Regions from separate parts of the Homo sapiens genome. Here region 2 is linked to region 1. A link is a contact called in ENCODE Hi-C or POLR2A ChIA-PET data. All regions are on one chromosome and are shown on one strand. Each heading gives the region's core, a stretch centred on a gene start or an enhancer-like site at or near the end of the contact. The rest is flanking DNA. Distances are from core to core; before and after follow the strand shown.

Region 1 (2,871 bases), core at 233-2,732:
GATCCCTATCGCTGAGCCCTGCCCCTCCTCCCCCAGCAGGGCTAATAGGTAACTAGGGGGGTAGGGTACAGGAGAGATGTCCTGGGCCTCAAGAAAGCAGAGTACCCCATGGCCAGGAGGGCAAAAGCTTGGGCCTGGGCTAGAATGAAAAAGAAAGCAAATCCAGACCCCGGACCACTTCTCTGTGTGCTGGGCTGGTGGAGCTCAACACAGAGATTAAAGACACATTCCTGGCCTTATCTTGGGTCAAAATCTGTGTGTCCTCCTGGCTTGGGGGATGTATGTCCTTCCAACTTCCCAGTCCCCTTGGGCTTCGGAAGGTTGAACAGATCTTTGTGGGTAGAGCCCGGCTTCCTGAGCCAGGGTGGATTCATGCCTTTCCTGTTCCCTGTAGCGCTGGGTGTGTGTGTGTGTGGAGGGGGAGGGGGGAAACCACTCAACAGCACGAGGGGGTCCCCATAAACACAAGCACCCCCATCGCCCTCCCTGGGCCCTTCGCGCGGGCTTCCCAGTGCCCCAGACGTCCGGGCATCACCCTCTCCCCCTCCCCATCCCCTGGCTCTGGGGTCCCCCAGCTCCTGAGCCCCTCGCCAGGCCCCCGGCCCTCTCCCCCTCCCCCCAACTTTGGCGCCGCTTCCCCCCAGGGACCAGTGCCGGGCACCAGTCCCGAGGCCAAGCAGCAGCAGCCCGGGAGGCGGGCCTCAAAGTTGGAGGCGCCAGCGCCGGCCCGGGAGCCGCTCTTTCCTGGAAGACATTTTGGCTCTTTGTTTACATTCGCGGCGCGGCGCTCCCCGGCAACATGGCTGTCACCGCCGCGCTGACAGCGGCCCCGGCCCGCGCCCCTGCCCGCCGCCGCTTACCATCTGGTGGTGGTGGTGGCTGTTGGGAATGTTGGTTTCTTGGAAGAACGTGCTCAGCGCGGTCTGCGGACAAACAGGGCAGTGACACGGCGGGCCAGGCGGAGTCAGGAAACGCAGCGGCTGGGCCCCCCACCGGCTCTCCCCGCCTCCGCGCCCGGCCCGCGGCCCCCGACCCTCGGCTGCCCCACGTGCAGAGGGGAGCCGGTCCCGGCCCCGGTCCCGCGTAAGACCCGCTCGCGGGCGCCGATCGCCTTCCGGGCCGACAACAGGAGCGCTCCCCGCCCCCGCCGCCGCCCGGCGTCCCCGACCCCCGCGGCCCGGCCCCGCGGCGGCCAGGCTCGCACCTCGAACTGCCAGTGGGCCGCCTGCAGCAACTGCTTCGCCTGGTCGGCCGCGCAGCCCGCGGCCAGCACGAACTGGTTGATCATGACCTGGTGCCGCAGCTCGTCCATGTTCACCGACATGGCGCGGCGCGGCGCGGGGCCCGGCGTCTCCGGCCGGACGCAGACGCGGGGCTGCGCGGGCGCGGGAGGCCGGCCGCCCGGGGCTCCGGGGCTCGCGCTCACCGCTGCTGCCGCCGCTCCGCCGCCCGCTCCGCCGCCGCCCGCCCGGCGAATGTTGTGGTTCGACTCCCGCGGCCCGGCCGACACCACAAACAACAGCGCGGGGCGGGGCTGGGCCGGCCCAACGTTCGGGGACTGCCGCTGATTGGCCGGGGCGCCGCTCCGCCAGCGCCCGGCTCCCGTAAGGACGTTCGATTCGAATCCTGCGGCCTGTGGGGCCCTCACTGTTTCTCTTTTCGCCCGGCCGCGCCCATTGGCGGAGCTCGGCGCCGTGGGGCTCCCCAGCATTGGCCGGCCGCTGTGTTTTGGCTCATCCGGCCTCGTGGTTGGTCACGGCCGGGCGTTCGGGGCGGGGCCGCGCACTCTGATTGGCCTCCGGTGGTCCTGTTTGAACTCAACTTGAAAACCCGGAGTGCCTGCTGATTGGCCGAGGGCCCTCTGTTTGCTGTTGTAGGCTTGGGGGTGGTGCGGCCAAGTTCATTCATTACTTCATTGAAACAGAACATGCTCAGCTGGAAAAGCAAGACAGAGTGGCTTTGACTCATTTCCTCTGAAAGATGTGGTCATCTCGAGAAACAGAATGATCAAAATAGAAAACAGAGCCTTTGCAGCTGCTCAAGTCTCAAAAGCATGTAATTTTTAAAAATAACTTTCAAGCAGTCCAATTTAAAAAAATCTTTTATTGAAATATAACGTACATTAGGAAAGTGCGATGTCGCAGGTACAGCTTCCAGACTTTTCACCAAGTGAACACCCAGATCAATTAACAGAACGTTACTTGCACCCTAGGAACCCGCGTCCTGCCCTCTTCTAATCACTACCCACCGCAAGGATCGAGCAGTATTTTCTCAGTTTTTAGACCAAAGACTTTGCTCTCTGAAGATGGAAGCCAAGATTTATGTACAATAAATACGATATGCAAGGAAATATGCAAGGAAAAAAGTGAGACTTTCTCAGTGGCCAAAATGCCAAGTCAAGAATTTTTTCTTGTTAAATCGGTTGACCTAACTGAAGCTTTAATTTTCTTTTTTTTTTTTTCTCTTGCTTGTCACGAAAGCTAAGATGAAGCTTTAATTTCTACCATCTTTTAAAAAAACAACGGGTGGCAGTAGGGGTGGAGTCTGGGGTTGGGATGGCTTACACCTATAATCCCAGCACTTTGGGAGGCCGAGACAGGAGGATAACTTGAGGCCGGGAGTTCAACACCAGCTTGGGCAACATAGCACAGACTCCATCTCTACCAAATAAAAACAAACAATAACAAACAGTGAGTGTTTCTACAGAGATACTGTTTCTCAGTGGTAGCCCTTTAAAGTCCAAAATTTGGTGGTGGTGGTTGTTAGATAGGGCTAGAGTGACATGATCATGGCTCACTGTAACTTCGAGCGATCCTCTTGCCTCAGCCTCTCGAGTAGCTGGGACTACAGGCACACACCACCATGCCTGAC
Region 2 (2,800 bases), core at 159-2,658, 2.2 Mb before region 1:
CTGAGTGAGGAGGAATTGAGTGCTCAGTAGATCAGGGTGTGATCACCTCCCTCTGTCCACTTGGGGTGGAGAAAGGCCCTGCTTGGCTCTGTGTGCCTCGCTGGTGTGTCCCGTGTGTTCTTGGTGGAATCATTTCTTTGGACTATGAATTCATTTCTGATACAGTGGGGATCAGACCCTCCCACTCTAGGAAATTTTGCCCCAGTGGTTTGCTGGGCCCACGGCAGCAGGTTTGGGCCCCTGGAGACTTGGCCTGGGACCCCGTGGTGACCTCCTAGGCCACCTTGGCAAAGTACTGAATTGCTGTTAACTATCTGTGTGGTCATGGTGGCAAAAACCGGAAGTATCGTCTTTTTTTTTCTTTTTCTAGGATCTTGGTGATGAACTCTTATTTGCCAAGCCAAATATCTTCTGCCACTTTGCTCAAGGGATTGGCGATCCCAAATATGTTCCTGTAACCGACATGGCTCCTCTGAACAAGCTCCTCGTGGACGTCCTGGACAGCTACAATGAAGTTAATGCAGTCATGAATTTGGTGAGCAGGCTGGAGCTGATAGCAAGGGCACGGGACCTGGACCGGGTCACCCTCTCCGGTTGCATTATCGACATCCGAGTGGCATTGTGTGGGGCTGCGTGGCACACAGTGCACACCTCAGCATGTGCAGAGTCCGTGCTGGTGACAGAGGTGATTCCAGGTGCTACAAGATGTTGTGGGATCTCTCCGGTTTCTGCAGGTGCTGTTTGAGGACGCCGTGGCTCACATCTGCAGGATTAATCGCATCCTGGAGTCTCCCCGGGGGAATGCCCTGCTGGTGGGGGTGGGCGGCAGTGGCAAACAGAGCCTCTCCCGCCTGGCAGCGTACATCAGCGGGCTTGACGTGTTTCAGATCACCCTCAAGAAGGGCTACGGGATCCCCGACCTCAAGGTGAGAGCTTACTGTTCAATAGGCTGCCTTTCAGGGTAGGGTCAGGGAGTAAAGAAAAACTTCACTCCCTTTTCCAAAATGAAGCCAGCGAGTACAGGGAATCCGAGCATCACCAATAGTCCTTATCCAAAGGGTCTTTATCTTAGAAAGCAGAGGCCAGAAAACCTTCCAGCCAGCGTGCGTGCCCGTGTGACTGAGGTGAAGAGTGTGAAACCTTCCAGCCCGTGTGACTGAGGTGAAGGGTCTGAAACCTTCCAGCCAGTGTGCATGTCCATGTGACTGAGGTGAAGCGTGTGAAACCTTCCAGCCCATGTGACTGAGGTGAAGGGTCTGAAACCTTTCGGCCCGTGTGACTGAGGTGAAGCGTGTGAAACCTCCCGGCCCATGTGACTGAGGTGAAGGGTGTGAAATCTTCCGGCCCGCATGACTGAGGTGAAGAGAGTGAAACCTTCCGGCCAGTGTGTGTGCCCGGGTGACTGAGGTGAAGAGTGTGAAACCCTCCAGCCCGCGTGACTGAGGTAAAGGGTGTGAAATCTGGCCAGTGTGACTGAGGTGAAGGGTGTGAAACCTTCCAGCCAGTGTGCGTGTCCGTGTGACTGAGGTGAAGAGTGTGTCTGTCAACTACTCGATGGACACAAGTCCACAGAATCAACCCAGATCACAGAGGCAGAGAGGTTGGATCCCTGCCCTTGGTCACTGAGTGTTCCAAATTGTTACCTATTCTCTCCAGACTACAGAATTCAGAGCCATGACTGGGTGTCTAACTGCATGCCTGAGATGCTGAATGGCTGCTTTTGGAATGAATGAAATAAACATTAGACTAAACATAAGGTCTCCCATGCCCAACACACACTGCTGAGGGTTTTTATTGATTTCTTGTTCCTGAAAATCTGCTCTCCCAGGCAACTGCGTGCCATTAGTTCAGAAGGAATCATCGTGCTTGAGATTAGACCTGAAATCGATTGGGCCGTCCTACACGGCCATGCCTTCTCTGTGTGCTGGGGCCGCTGTTGTGGGGCCAGGACGATGCCAGACCCAAGGGGGAACCTAAGGGGACCCTCCCGCAGTACGTGGCCCTCAGACAGTCGCTGGGCTGGTGGCTTTAGCAGGCAGACCTGGAGCCAGTGATGCTGGGAGCAGTGGGAGGTGTCTGCAGGCAGAGACCCTGGAGGGGCAGTGCAGGCTGTGCCAGGGACGGCCAACCTCTGGGAGAGCCTCCAGTTTCTGGCTGGCTGTTCTCTGCCTTCCCAGCAGATTCTACTCCATGTATAAAGGGGCCGGCCTGCTCTTTTTTGAACTCCTCAGATGGGCACTCCTGAACACAGCCCTGTCCTCTGGACCCATGAGCGGTAGTGTGTCATGGGTTCTCAGCGCATCTGATGGAGTTAGTTCACATTGGTATCTGCGGCCACTCAAGTGTCATTTGAACCTGGAGCCGTATGGTTTTACTGAGCTTTCTCCATTGAAGTCTCTAGTCTATTAACTAAATCACGTTGGTTTACGTTCATGACGGCATCGTTTCCTTGCTCTGCGTCCCTGCGGGGATTTTCTCCCTGATCCTTCCTGTTGGGGCTGATTGTGGGTGCTCAGCCTCAGCCTCAGCCTCAGCGGTACTATTTTATTCATCAGCTGCTGTGGCTCTGTGATCTGGGCTGTGGAATTTCACTGTCCCTGCACCCATCACAAATCAGCTTTGCTATCACTGTCATTTCTTTTTTTTTTTTTTTTTTTTTTGAGACAGAGTCTCACTCTGTCGCCCAGGCTGGAGTGCAGTGGCGCGATCTCAGCTCACTGCAAGCTCCGCTTCCCGGGTTCACACCATTCTCCTGCCTCAGCCTCCTGAGTAGCTGGGACTACACGCGCCCGCCACCACG

The links. A loop is a pair of places that touch in the nucleus more often than their neighbours do. ChIA-PET counts read pairs that join two places held with the same protein, here RNA polymerase II (POLR2A). Pooled maps may share reads with other maps.
Region 2: a pooled map shows a loop between it and region 1 (2.2-fold over the local background). The contact joins the enhancer-like site here to the promoter of UBALD2 in region 1. A Hi-C loop is called at or near these places in 1 of 50 pooled maps. POLR2A ChIA-PET finds 5 or more read pairs at or near these places in 2 of 52 experiments (B cell and H1).

Annotation. Positions count from the first base shown.
Region 1 is chr17:76,263,959-76,266,829 of GRCh38, reverse strand. It overlaps UBALD2 (UBA like domain containing 2), which reads right to left and starts at 1,482. Exons shown (of 3, transcript NM_182565.4): 1 at 1,205-1,482; 2 at 861-923. The coding sequence starts at 1,324. It overlaps LOC105371896 (a long non-coding RNA gene), which reads left to right and starts at 1,749. Exons shown (of 6, transcript XR_007065913.1): 1 at 1,749-2,871. RefSeq lists enhancers at 670-769, 2,030-2,079 and silencers at 940-1,079, 1,380-1,679.
Region 2 is chr17:78,473,404-78,476,203 of GRCh38, reverse strand. It overlaps DNAH17 (dynein axonemal heavy chain 17), which reads left to right. Exons shown (of 81, transcript NM_173628.4): 53 at 371-535; 54 at 735-926. Among named protein-coding and RNA genes, the nearest start is that of DNAH17-AS1, 10 kb to the left of the region's middle. RefSeq lists enhancers at 602-661, 1,212-1,261. Within about 2 kb of position 1,408, at least 4 of the 41 ENCODE cell types and tissues checked have a DNase peak (open chromatin) inside an H3K27ac peak, as active enhancers do.